Linked DNA regions of Homo sapiens: regions 1 and 3 are each linked to region 2. The links are chromatin contacts, found by Hi-C or POLR2A ChIA-PET in ENCODE. All regions are on one chromosome and are shown on one strand. The core of a region is the stretch at or near the end of the contact, and the rest is flanking DNA. Distances in the headings are between cores, read along the strand shown.

The links. Hi-C counts contacts between places; a loop is a spot of excess contacts on that map. ChIA-PET counts read pairs that join two places held with the same protein, here RNA polymerase II (POLR2A). Pooled maps may share reads with other maps.
Region 1: a loop to region 2 is called in a map of dorsolateral prefrontal cortex, with 6 times the contacts of the local background. The contact joins two enhancer-like sites. A Hi-C loop is called at or near these places in 10 of 168 maps with a recorded cell type or tissue (CD4-positive, alpha-beta T cell, IMR-90, aorta and 6 more), 18 of 37 single-sample maps with no recorded cell type and 22 of 50 pooled maps. POLR2A ChIA-PET finds 5 or more read pairs at or near these places in 9 of 52 experiments (AG04450, CD8-positive, alpha-beta memory T cell, Caco-2 and 5 more).
Region 3: a map of naive thymus-derived CD4-positive, alpha-beta T cell shows a loop between it and region 2 (2.8-fold over the local background). The contact joins two enhancer-like sites. A Hi-C loop is called at or near these places in 1 of 168 maps with a recorded cell type or tissue (naive thymus-derived CD4-positive, alpha-beta T cell), 4 of 37 single-sample maps with no recorded cell type and 5 of 50 pooled maps. POLR2A ChIA-PET finds 5 or more read pairs at or near these places in 10 of 52 experiments (BJ, Caco-2, GM12878 and 6 more).

What each region holds. Positions count from the first base shown.
Region 1 is chr13:45,054,184-45,058,514 of GRCh38, reverse strand. It overlaps LOC107984596 (a long non-coding RNA gene), which reads right to left. Exons shown (of 3, transcript XR_001749861.1): 2 at 3,877-4,232. Among named protein-coding and RNA genes, the nearest start is that of GTF2F2, 64 kb to the left of the region's middle. RefSeq lists enhancers at 1,807-2,101, 1,831-3,030. Within about 2 kb of position 2,519, at least 13 of the 41 ENCODE cell types and tissues checked have a DNase peak (open chromatin) inside an H3K27ac peak, as active enhancers do; they include dorsolateral prefrontal cortex, where a contact is called at or near this core.
Region 2 is chr13:45,100,678-45,104,734 of GRCh38, reverse strand. No RefSeq gene overlaps it. Among named protein-coding and RNA genes, the nearest start is that of GTF2F2, 18 kb to the left of the region's middle. Within about 2 kb of position 2,399, at least 2 of the 41 ENCODE cell types and tissues checked have a DNase peak (open chromatin) inside an H3K27ac peak, as active enhancers do; they include dorsolateral prefrontal cortex, where a contact is called at or near this core.
Region 3 is chr13:45,142,038-45,146,219 of GRCh38, reverse strand. All of the region lies in intron 2 of GTF2F2 (general transcription factor IIF subunit 2), which reads right to left. Among named protein-coding and RNA genes, the nearest start is that of GTF2F2, 24 kb to the right of the region's middle. Within about 2 kb of position 2,644, at least 6 of the 41 ENCODE cell types and tissues checked have a DNase peak (open chromatin) inside an H3K27ac peak, as active enhancers do.

The sequences.
Region 1 (4,331 bases), core at 1,270-3,769, 46 kb after region 2:
ATCACTTAAGGTCAGGAGTTTGATACCAGCCTGGCCAACATGGCAAAACCCCATCTCCACTAAAAATACAAAAATTAGCTGGGCATGGTGGTGCATGCCTGTAGTCCCAGCTACTTGGGAGGCTGAGGCAGGAGAATTGCTTGAACCCGGGAGGTGGAGGTTGCAGTGAGCCGGGTCGTGCCACTGCACTCCAGCCTGGGTGACAGAGTGAAATTCCATCTCAAAAACAAAACAAAACAAAACAAAACAAAAAACAAATAAAATTATATGTGAAACAGAAAAAAAAATAAGTTATGCAGAAAAGGCTAACTACTTGCTTCCTGATATCAGGAGGCTTCTCTTTAGCTTTGGTTTCACCAAACTTATAGCAGTGGGGTGGAACAGCCTTGAGTGATGCTGGCCTCCAAGAAAGATCAGGACTCTCCATCATGGTCAGCTTTCCTTTCTCCTGAGTGTGATGGGGCAGGGGTGAGGGCACGCTGGGAACCAAGTTACTTATTAATAATAATAGAAACAAAGGTGGTCCTGAGGACCTTATCAGAGACTCTCAGGGGTTTAAAAACATAGATGGAAATTGAGTGAGAAGGAAAAAGTATGGCAAACATACAACGTGGCTGGGTACAGTGGCTCACACCTGTAATCCCAGCACTTTGGAAGGTCGAGGTGGGTGAATCACTTGAGGTTAGGAGTTCAAGACCAGCCTGGCCGACATGGTGAAACCCTGTCTCTACTAAAAGTACAAAAAATTAGCCAGGTGTGGTGGTGCATGCCTGTAATCCCAGCTACTTGGGAGGCTGAGGCAGGAGAATTGCATGAATTGGAGGGCACCATATTCACTCTGGGATCTAGTACAGATCCAGGAAGTGAGCCCCACGTTCATCAAAGTGGTCTGCTATATGATCTGTGAAATGTTAAGATGTATTGTAACATGTATAATAGAGAAGAGGCCCATGGTGTGGAAAACATCATGTGGTGGTCATTCAGAGCTTGGATTCTGAGATCAAGTGGCTCTGGGTTCCAATCTGCATTTGCTAGATACAGGCTACTTTCATGAGACTCAGTACGGTGGCTTAAACAGGAAAGTCATGGCCAGGCATGGTGCCTCACACCTGTAATCCCAGCATTTTGGGATGCTGAGGCAGGTGGATCACTTGAGGCCAGGAGTTTGAGAGCAGCCTGGCCAACATGGCAAAACCCTATCTCTACTAAAAATACAAAACTTAGGCTGGGTGTGGTGGCTCACGCCTGTAATCCCAGCATTTTGGGAGGCTGAGGTGGGTGGATTGCCTGAGGTCAGGAGTTCGAGACCTGCCTGGCCAACATGGTAAAAACCCATCTCTACTAAAAATATGAAAAACTAGCCTGTGTGGTGGCAGGCACCTGTAATCCCAGCTACTCGGGAGGCTGAGGCAGGAGAATCACTTGTACCCAGGAGATGGAGGTTGCAGTGAGCTGAGATCGCGTCACTGCACTCCAGCCTCGGTGATGAGAAACTCCGTTTCAAAAAACAAAACAAAAAACAAAACTTAGTCTGGCATGGTGGCATGCGCCTGCAATCACAGCTACTTGGGAGGCTGAGGCAGGAGAATCGCTTGAACCTGGGAGGCAGAGGTTGCAGTGAGCCGAGATCACACCACTGCACTCTAGCCTGGGCAACAGAGACTCCGTCTCCAAACAACAATAACAACCACCACCACCACCAAACCAGGAAAGTCGTGCAGTTCTCAGGTTCACAATCCAGATAGTGAGTGGAGCTAGTCTGGTGGATTGATGGTGATGGACACCCAGGCTCCCTTTGTCCCTCTGCTGTCCTGTCCCTTATCAGTTCACCATTACATTTGCCTTCAGGCTGTTGAAGGGAGAAACAGAAAAAAGGAGGCTCCCCTCCTTTCCTTCTAAGTGCTACACTCAGAAGTTGAATGCAGTCATTGGCTAGATTCCAGTCACGAGGCCACACCTAGCTGCAAGGAAGGCTGGGAGATGGGGTTTCGGACAAGCAGCCACCCAGCCAAAACATCCATGACTGAGTAAGACAGGAGTTGGCCTTAATCCCCAAATCACACAACAATAGCCTTATAAGCCTAAGAAGGAGTGGCAGCATGAACTCTGAAAGCATGTAACAGGGAGCCCTGATCCAGCCACAGGGCTTGGGGTGAGGAGGTTTAGGGAACTGACTTTTTCCAGAGGAAATGATTTTGAGCGGAGATCTGACAGGTCACTGGATGAAGCAAAGAAGAGGGTTCCAGAAGGAGGAACACTGCACAAAGGCCCCAAAATGGGAAGGACAAGGCATGTTTGAGGAATTGAAAAAAGGCTTAATTTAAGGAGAAGCATAGATGGGGTTTCTTCCCAAGGAATGGAGCCTGGCTAGTGAAAGATATTCCAGCACGAGCACCAGCTCTCACAGATACCATTTGTTTTCTGTGGCTTGGAAACATCCCACGGTGGTTTGTCTGGCAGCCCAGAGAGAGCTGACATTGGTTTGAGAAGGTCTAATTATTCCTCGTCTAAGACTTGTGTAAATGAGTAAAGTCTTTGTGTGGGTTGCTTTAGAAGAATTTGGCAAAGTTGTGTGCCTCGTTTGTGTTATTTATAATTTTAAGAAAGCTTAGGAAACAGTTTTAGCATCTTGTCTATAATATATTGAAATGCAGTGGCTTTGAAAATCATTTGCCTTTTTGAATTAAAGGAACAGATCGGCAATTGAGTAATGGATCCACCCTGGGACGTGGGAGGTGAGAGCAAAAGTAGTTGTTGACTCATCTCCATGTATGTGTGGTAACACATGAAAATCAGTTTCATTACTTTATAGCTTCACCACCTATTAAAGCCCTGTAAAGTGTGAGTCACAGGAAACTTGAGGTACTGGAATTTGAGAGAGCCCAGTATAAAAATTCATGAAATCTTTCTGCACCACTTACTCTACTTTTAGTTATTGCAACTGGGTAATCGTTTTTTTAAATTTTAATGTGCTTCTCCTTCACTTTCCCAAGGACACAACCTGTACTTTAGCTGGCTCCAGGCGTCTGTCTGATTAGGGAACATGCACATCTGTTATGGGAGGAAAGCCGAGAGAAAGACTGGGTAATTTCGAATTTTTGGCACTCAAAACCAGGATCAGGCAGCTGGCTTTCATCTTGAAGGTGGATTTTGCACTTCAGCATCTTTATCACACTCAGAAACCGGGGCCTGGCTCAGTTTAGGAAAAGGCAGTGCAGCATAGAGAAGATACTCCTAAGGCGAGCTGCCAGAGAAGATGCAGAATGCCCAGTGAATTTTAGATAAACAATGAATAATTTGTTAGAATAAATATGTTCCAAATATTGCATGGAACATAATTACACTAAAAAATTTGCTGTTTATTTAAATATAACTGGGCATCTCGTATTTTTTTTTTTTTGATAGGGAGTCTCACTCTGTTGCCCAGGCTAGAGCGCAGTGGCGCGATCTCAGCTCACTGCAGCTTCCATCTCCTGGGTTCAAGCAATTCTCGTGCCTTAGCCTCCCAAGTAGCTGGGACCACAGGTGTGTGCCACCATGCCTGGCTAATTTTTTGTGTTTTTAGTAGAGATGGGGTTTCATCACATTGGCCAGGTTGGTCTCGAACTCCTGAGCTCAAGCAACCTGCCTGCCTTGGCCTCCCGAAGTGCTGGGATTACAGACGTGAGCCACTGTGCCTGACCTGTATTTTTATTTGTAAACCTGGCATTCCCACCCCTTAAGGCTAGGACAGCTAGATAAGTACCACTCTATCTATAGTGGGAAAATAAACCAGGAGGGAAGAGTAGAGTGTGCTAGTCATACTGACAGGCCAACCTTGAAAGCCCCTTTCTCTATTTGAGCAGAACCCATTCCCACTAGAGAATCAGAAAGTACCAGATCTTGCTTTTCCAGCTCCTTGAGCACAACTGAAGGCACAGGCCAGTCAGGGACATCTTCCCTAACCCTGATTGATGAGAAATCAGGGGTTTGGAAGAAGCAGGTGCGGTACAGAGCAGATGATGGCAGTGACCGTAGCCGCATTATTGATCCCGTGTTGTCAGTGGTGGAACTTGTGGGGTCCAGCACAGAAGTGTTTCTAAGGCTTTCTTGTGGGCAATTGTTCCTGGCTGCAGAGCCTCAGTGCCTGGCTCTGGGCCTCTCAGGTTCCTGCAAGCCATCCAATATCCTTCTGATAAATTCCTTTGCTCCTTAAGTCCAGCAGCGTCGGTTCTGTTCCTTGCACCTAAAAACTGAGTGATAAATGAAATAAAAGCCTTTTGAGGTGTGAGGAACTGTGGAGAGAACAAGAGGAGTGAGATGGGAAAACAGAGTGGGCAGAAACGTGCCTG
Region 2 (4,057 bases), core at 1,150-3,649:
CATTCGATAATTACTGATTGAATATTCATTGCTCTGGGGATAGAACAGCGAACAAGACAAATAGTTTTTCAGTCCTCTTCTAGCTCTAAAGTTTCACAGCTCTTTAATCTGATTCCTTGATATAATTATTTTTCCCTAGGCTTTCACTCCCTGCCCCACCTCCCGATCTCATGAGAGTACTTACAGCATCACGCAATTTTGCATAAGAAGACAGGTGCCAGAGAAAATGGGAGAAAACAACTCCCTCAAGATGGGAAACCCACTTAAAATTGGAGTAAGAGAATGAACACATACATTAAACGCCCACTGCTGCTGCCAGCTTGCTACAAATTCCCTCCATAAGGAGTCTAAGATTCCCTGACTTGACTTTCAAAATTGCTCCACAAATCATGGGAGATTTCACAGTATTTTACAAACAGCATGATTCTGACAGCATGTCAGGCATCTACTGTTGTGTCTTTCTAGTATCTCTAAAAACAAACCCATAGGGCATGCTAGAAAAAGTGGCAGAGGAGGTTCAGCTGTAATTATAAAGCCCAAACTTGCTGATATTTGCCACCAGCCAAGGGGCTTGAAACCTTTTTAAATTCCATTAATAGGCTATTAGGCAGAACAAAACAAAATGGGGAGGAGAATAAAAAGAAAATGGCCATCCTGGCCAACATGGTGAAACCCCGTCTCTACTAAAAATACAAAAATTAGCTGGGTGTGGTGGCGCACGCCTGTAGTCCCAGCTACTCAGGAGGCTGAGGCAGAAGAATCACATGAATCCAGGAGGCAGAGGTTGCAGGGAGCTGAGATTGCACCACTGCACTCCAGCCTGAGTGACAGAGCTAGACTCCGTCTCAAAAAAAAAAAAAAAAAAAAAGGAAAGCAAAAAGAAAGAACTGCAATACCATCAGGACTAAACTCCATTACTATTCAGTGGCACCAGGTACCTTGGGCCTTTGGTCTAGTGCCTTCATTTAGCAGCAACAGCTCTTTACAGCTCATTTAGAGCTGTAAAGGAAAAGCCACAGCTGTCATTTTAAAATGGCACTCTTTTCCCTTCAGAGGTTAGATTTTCAAAGTGACTCTTTTCAAAAGCTTAAGGAAAAATTGATTTGTAAGACAAGACACTAGATTTTACAAAATTGCTCCTTTACTGGCCCTTGAAAATAGTGTGACTCTTCTTTATGCATAGGAGAAACAGGGCGCTATTCTGCCAGTAGCATCTCTAGTCTTCTATATTTGCAGAAACGGGTTGAAACAACATGGTTCAGATTATTTGTTGGTAAAGAAATTTTGTTAATTAATTATACCACTGTTTATCTGTACTTTTAAGTCTTAATGAGTGCCCAACACATATTAATATCAAAAACATATCAATAAATATTTGTTAAATTAATAAATAAAATAGTGTTCTGAAAGGCGACAGAAAATATAATTTAGACCCGCAACTGTCAAGGACTCAGCAGTTAGTTATATGACCGGTCACCACCTACCACCTGCTTCTTCAGCAAGCCTGTTTTAATGAAAAAGAAAAAAAGAAAAGCCATTGATTTATATCCTTTAGTTCCAGTTTGACCCCAGGACTGCTCAGTATTATGGTTTTTCAGGAGGCAAGCTCATTAAAAAGCAATGCAGGGTGAGGCAAACACATCACAGTCAAATGGCTATGTGACTGCAAAATCCTCCTGAACCAAACATTCACCTAATGAGCTCGGTTTGTGAGTTTTGAATTATAATGAATAACAGGCAGCGTCTGAAGCCCTAAAAAGCGTGTGTGTGTGTGTGTGTGTGTGTGTGTGTGTGTGTGTATGTAAGCAATGGCTTCTGAAGCACACTTTACAAAAGTATGTGCTTTAAAGAAGCCAGCTGAAGGTTTTATGTTCACTGCATGCTCATTAGTAACTGGTCTCATTTCTGCTGTGTTTACTTCTTCTTCTTCTTTTTTTTTTTAAAGAAATCATAAGGATACAATTAAAATCCCAGTGACTGGTGGTTTCTGCTAGAGAGATAAACAGTACCTGACCCCATGTGATCTGTTGCATGAATAGATCAGGATTTCATCTTCAGGCAACTTGATTTTGGATGGTTGCTAAGGAGACTATTGGTATCTCTGTGTCCTAGGTGCCCCATTGCTTGGAGAGAATTACAGCAGATTTTGCCTGTTATTTACCCAGAGAGAAAATCTGAAAACTCATTAAGACAGTGAACACTTTAAGATTTTGCTGGTCTTTTTAATGTTTTGAGTGTTTCTGGCTTTGGAGTGTAACTGGTGAACATGTTGGCATCTAAATGCGTATGCTTTCAGAAATGACAATGCAGCTTTGTTATAGAAAAGAGGCGTAAGTAGTCAGCGTCTGGGTATCAAATTCTGTGACCCAGCTCGTGGCACAGGCCTGTATTTGTTTCTTTGTTTTCTTTTGTCAGAGTCAGGAGATCAGGATTAAATCCCAGCTTTTTTTTGTTTTTCTTTTCTTTTCTTTCTTTTTTTTTTTTGAGACAGAGTCTCACTCTGTTGCCCAGGCTGGAATGCAGTGGGGCATTCTCAGCTCACCGCAACCTCCGCCTCCTGGGTTCAAGCAATTCTCTTGCCTCAGCCTCCTGAGTAGCTGGGATTATAGGCATGCACCACCACACGCAGCTGATTTTTGTATTTTTGGTAGAGATGGGATTTCACCATGTTGGCTGGACTGGTCTTGAACTCCTGGCCTCAAGTGATCCACCCACCTCAGCCTACCAAAGAGCTGAGATTACAGGCGCGAGCCACCGCACAGGGCCCCAGCTTTTTTTCTAATAAGCTATATGGCCCTGGGCAAATATCCTCTTGACACTCAGTTTTCTTATCCTAAAAGCAGAAAAATAGTTAATGCCTGACAGTGTTGTTTGTGAGGATTAAAGATGATAGTGAGAACATGTCAAAAGCTACTCATAAATTACAAACAGCTGTCAGTTACTGTCCTAAGTGTGGTTCCCCTAGGGCACAGACTTTCAGGAAGTTACCCTCCAACATGTATATTAAGGAGTCCTAGGATCAGTGATCCTGGAAGGAAAAAGAAGGAAGCAGGATAAGTAGAGGGAGAAATCGAAAGGTGAATAAATGCAGGCCCAACAACAGACTCAGCTAGCCCTACTGGTGAGCTCTGATGTTAGAATGGCCCTTCAGGATTGTCTTGAATAGAACAAACCTTTTTTTCTCCCTGCAACCCTACCCCCATTCGTATGTTGAAGCCCTAATCCCCAGTGTAATGGTATTTGAAGATGGGGTCTTTGGGAGGTAATTAGCTTTAGATGAGGTCGTGACGGTGGAACCTCCATGATGGGATTAGTGTCCTTATAGAAGAGCAAGAGACGAGAGCGCTCTGTCTCCACCATGTGAAGTCACAGTGAGGAGGCAGCTGTCCGCACACCAGGAAGAGAGCCTTCACCAGGACCCCAACCATCCTGGCACCCTAATCTTGGACTTGCAATTTGTTAAAAACCTGTTGCCAAGCCAGTGCACACCTGTGCAGATTATCTCCAACACCTGCCCTGCCAGCTTAACTTTGTCTCTTCCCTTGCTTTATGGAGGTAGAAACTATTTTCCAGAAAAATCAAAAGGGGAGAGGCTCTGAATCAGAGGCTACAGGGCTCTTCAGAGGGCAGGAGTAAAGATCCAGACTGAAAGGGAGGAGTCTGCATGTGGAGCAGTGGCACGCTAGAGAGATTGCCCAGCTCCTCGCATGCCAGCAGCCACGTATAACATCCAGGCAGGAGCCCCAAGGTCCCCTTCCCGAAAAAAGGGGACATCCCCAGGGAACAGACTTCCTAATACTGGTTATCACTGTCATTTTTATAAGTCTTAAGAGTTGATGAAAAAGAAAAGTTGTCATTTTAGTGAAACAACTTGACTAAGATTTTAGCAAACCAAATCAGGCCCCAGTTGCAAAATAGGCTGTTTAGGATATGCTGAAGAGAAGGCGTTCAGGACAAATACTCTGAAGAAAAAAGACTAGAGTTGAAGAAATTACACCCTTTCTGTTTGGTCTGGGCCAATCATTGTAAATTTCCTGATGTAACAGCCTATAATAAG
Region 3 (4,182 bases), core at 1,395-3,894, 41 kb before region 2:
CAGGCCTTGTTTTAATTCCTATTCATACTTCCCCTAACTGAACAACTGAGCTCAAAAACCATTAGGTGAAGCCAAACAACATAGGTATCTTCTTCAGAGTGGGTTGGATAGGATGGTCATAGTCCAAATGGGGTGAAGAGGATGCCACTGGGGTGAAGCAGGCAAGCAGGGGCAAGGTATCAGAGCCCAGTCAGGTAAGGAGGGCATCGCTATAAAGGAGTGGCTCAGTAAGAAATGTGTCAGAGCCTGGCGGGTGAGAGCATCCACATATAGGAGGACAACCTGAAACAGGATGCTGGACCCTTAGTGGGGTAAGGAGGCATTCCTATGGAGGAGGGGAGAAACCTCAGAACAGGAATGAAAGCCTGAACAGGGTGAGGAGGGTGTCCCAGTGGAGGACAGCAAAAGTGGCAGCACACTGAGGGGAGCTACAGCCCAAGCAGGGTGAATAGGGTATTTGCACATGGAGTTGGGAACGGACTGAACAAGTAAGAACAGAGGCCCAAACAAATAAGTAACTATATTAAGGACAACAGGAACCAGGTTTCTCACTTTTGGAAAAGAAGCACAAGTAAGAAAAGGAAGAAAACTGGAACAAAGTATGTGGTATTTTATTGGAACTGGATATATTAGTGCAAACTCATTTCAATATATGTAAATATAGAAATACAGATGTAAAGAGGGATGTGTGTGGGGGAGGTATGTGTGTGTGTACATATGCTCCCTAGCTCTGTTCACTGAGAAGGCCTTGGAAGCAGCAAGAAGCATTTGGGGTATCCAGATCTTAGTTTCTAAATATCATTCTCCCCTAAAAGGAACCATGGCCAACCCCTTGGAGAAATGGCTAACTCCAGGGCTTAGGCAGAAATGTATAAGATGAGTCTAAAACATCTCTCTATGTCAAAAAAATAACAAGTGCTCAAAGAATGATGAAGACATGTCAAAAGGGCATAAATATTTTACTATTAATTTATCCTCATATATTAATCTTTCCATCACTCACCTATTACTTCCCTGGGATAAGTTCCTAGCAGTTGATGGAATGAAAGAAACAAAGAGAAATTTACAGAATTGCTGGATGAAAGGCATGAATTTTTTTTATTAATTTTTATAGCTTTCTCATTATCCCAGTCCCACTCTACTGGATGAGCTCATTTGTCTATCTCTCTAGATAATGGCATCATCGAGAACTGAATAAAATGCTTGAGCTGTGAGCTAACTGGCAGAGAAAACAGTGGGATTGTTATTCTATGTTGTTTTGAGCAGGAATATGTGTGCATGTTGTGTAAGTTATATACACACACATATATGTTGCCAGACTGCCTTTCAGAAAGTTTGTAACAAATTGAACTCCCGTCATCATATTATCAGTATAACACTGTTCTAAACTCAGTCAATTTTATAACAGAAAAATTGTGTCTCATTAATTTTTTGTTTCCATACTTTTTATTATTAGCGGGTCCCCACATGACCCAGAATGTTAAACATGTTTAGAAATAAAGCTAGAAATAAGCACTTTGGGAGGCCGAGGCGGGTGGATCACGAGGTCAGGAGATCGAGACCAACCTGGCTAACACAGTGAAACCCCGTCTCTACTAAAAATACAAAAAATTAGCCAGTCGTGGTGGCGGGCGCCTGTAGTCCCAGCTACTCGGGAGGCTGAGGCAGGAGAATGGCGTGAACCCAAGCCGAGATCGCGCCACTGCACTCCAGCCTGGGTGACTGAGTGAGACTCTGTCTCAAAAAAAAAAAAAAAAAAAAAGACCAAAAAAAGAAATAAAGCTAGAAATAAAAATCTCGGGGAGAAGCCATATTATTAGTACAGGCTACATGATTATCAATAAGATATAACATATATCAAACATTTGGACAACTGAAGTATTCTGAGGCAGGATGGTGATGTACAAAGAAGGTTGCCTTTAAAATTAAACAAGCTAAAGCAAAACTATAAACTAATTTTTTTTTTGAGACTGAGTTTTGCGCTTGTTGACCAAGCTGGAGTGCAATGGTGAGGTCTCCGCTCACTGAAACCTCTGCTTCCCCGGGTTCAAGCGATTCTCCTGCCTCAGCCTCCCGAGGAGCTGGGATTATAGCCACACACCAACACATCTGGCTAATTTTTGTATTTTTAGTAGAGACGGGGTTTCACCACGTTGGCCAGGCTGGTCTCGAACTCCTGACCTCAGGTGATCCACCTGCCTCAGCCTCCCAAAGTGTTAGGATTACAGGTGTGAGCCACCATGCCCAGACCAGCAAAACTATAAACTAATTAAAATGTGGCACACATCAGATGTCCAAAGATACAAAAATAATCCAGGTACATTGGTTTAGAAATATCATATAAATTGCTTGATAAAAATGGTCCAAATGTTACCAACTGTCAGAACAAGCTGTTACTCTCATCTTATTCACAACTGGACTCTCCTTTTTTCGAGTATTAAGACAGAACCAAATTCAGGAAGAGCTGCATTCCAGGCTGCACGTCTTTTCCCTCCTCTCTGCCTCTCCCAATCTCTCCACCCACAGCCCTGTCTTCTGGAATAAGCAGCCACGCCATACAGATCTCCTAGTTTCTGGCCTGCGACACACAGCAAGCTGCTGCTGAGCTTCGGAAGATGTGGTAGGGAGGGAAGGTCCTCCCACACCACATTAGACACAATGCAGTATCTACTATCTGGCCTGTGTAGTATGCGTGGTTACAACAGCAGGAGAACTCTTATTAACTACGTATTTTACATGCATTTGAACCTATGAGGTATTAATATCATCTCCTCAGATGAGGAAACAGAGTAAACAATTTACGCAAAGTCACATAGCTAGTAAGTGATAGGGTAAGGACTAAACCTCAGGCTAATTCCCAGGTCCATACTCATAACCAGTATGCCACACTGCCTTTCTAAAATCTTAGTTGTTTTCATTTTGTACCCAAATACACATTTTTTTAAACCACAGGTAACCTATAACCTATAACCTATAAACCTACATACTTAGAGGTTAATCTGCCTCTAGGAATCAGTAGTTGATTCTACATCTGTGAGTACAGTTTACCTGGTCTGCCCTACATCTTCTCTTAACAGCCCTAGACTTTCAAATGTTCCTTATAAGACATTAATTTTTTTTTCCAGCTTTCTGATTATCCTAGTCTCACTCCACTGAATGATCTTATTCATCCATGTCTCTCTTTAAGTGCAGCACTAAGAACTGAACATAATGTTTTCACTGTGAGCTGACTGGCAAAGTAAGGAGGAGGATTATCATTCCACTTCATTCTAAACAACAGACATCTATCAATGGAGCCTTTTGTTTATCGGCTCATAAATTTGATGACTCATATTAAGCTCAAAATCAACTAAAATCCTGATAACCTAGTCACATGCACTGTAAGACATTCCCCACCCATCCTACACTTGTTTAACAGTGAATTTAGTTAATTCAGTAACAGCAATGAAAACTAAGTAAATTAGTAAAGTAAACAAGACAGCCTGGAGAATACAGCCAGGAGACCAACTAGGCAACAAGCTGTTTTCAAGCATTTTCATAGCAGTCTTAGGGTACTAATTACTATAAGTCTGTTCTCATCACTAAAAGTATCTAGATCTTCTACAAGACTGATTATGTGTTACGTTAGGTAGAAAATCTGCTAGACCTGTTGCCTACATATAAAACATGCAAACACACACAATTTGCTCCTTATTTGTCTCTGATATTGGCATAGGTAAAAACCACTAGATTCCCTTTTAAGAAATTCTGAGGGCCAGACGTGGTGGCTCACGCCTGTAATCCTAGCACTTTGGGAGGCCAAGGCAGGCAGATCACTTGAGGTCAGGAGTTCAAGACCAGCCTGGCCAACATGGTGAAACCCTGTCTCTACTAAAAATAAAAAAAATTAGCTGGGCATGGTGGCAGGCGCCTATAATCCCAGCTACTCAGGAGGCTGAGGCACGAGAATTGCTTGAACTCAGGAGGCGGAGGTTGCAGTGAGCCGAGATCACGCCACTGCGCTCCAGCCTGGGCAACAGAGCCAGACTCCATCTCAAAAACAAAATGGTGGGCTTACTTTTTCTTCAACTGTGGTTGAGGAAACTGATTTGAATAAAATAATTTCAACTCACTTCTACTGAGGTTTTACTTTCAAAAGAATTCAAGACTAAAGTGAGAAAAACAAGGAATGTAAGTACTGGC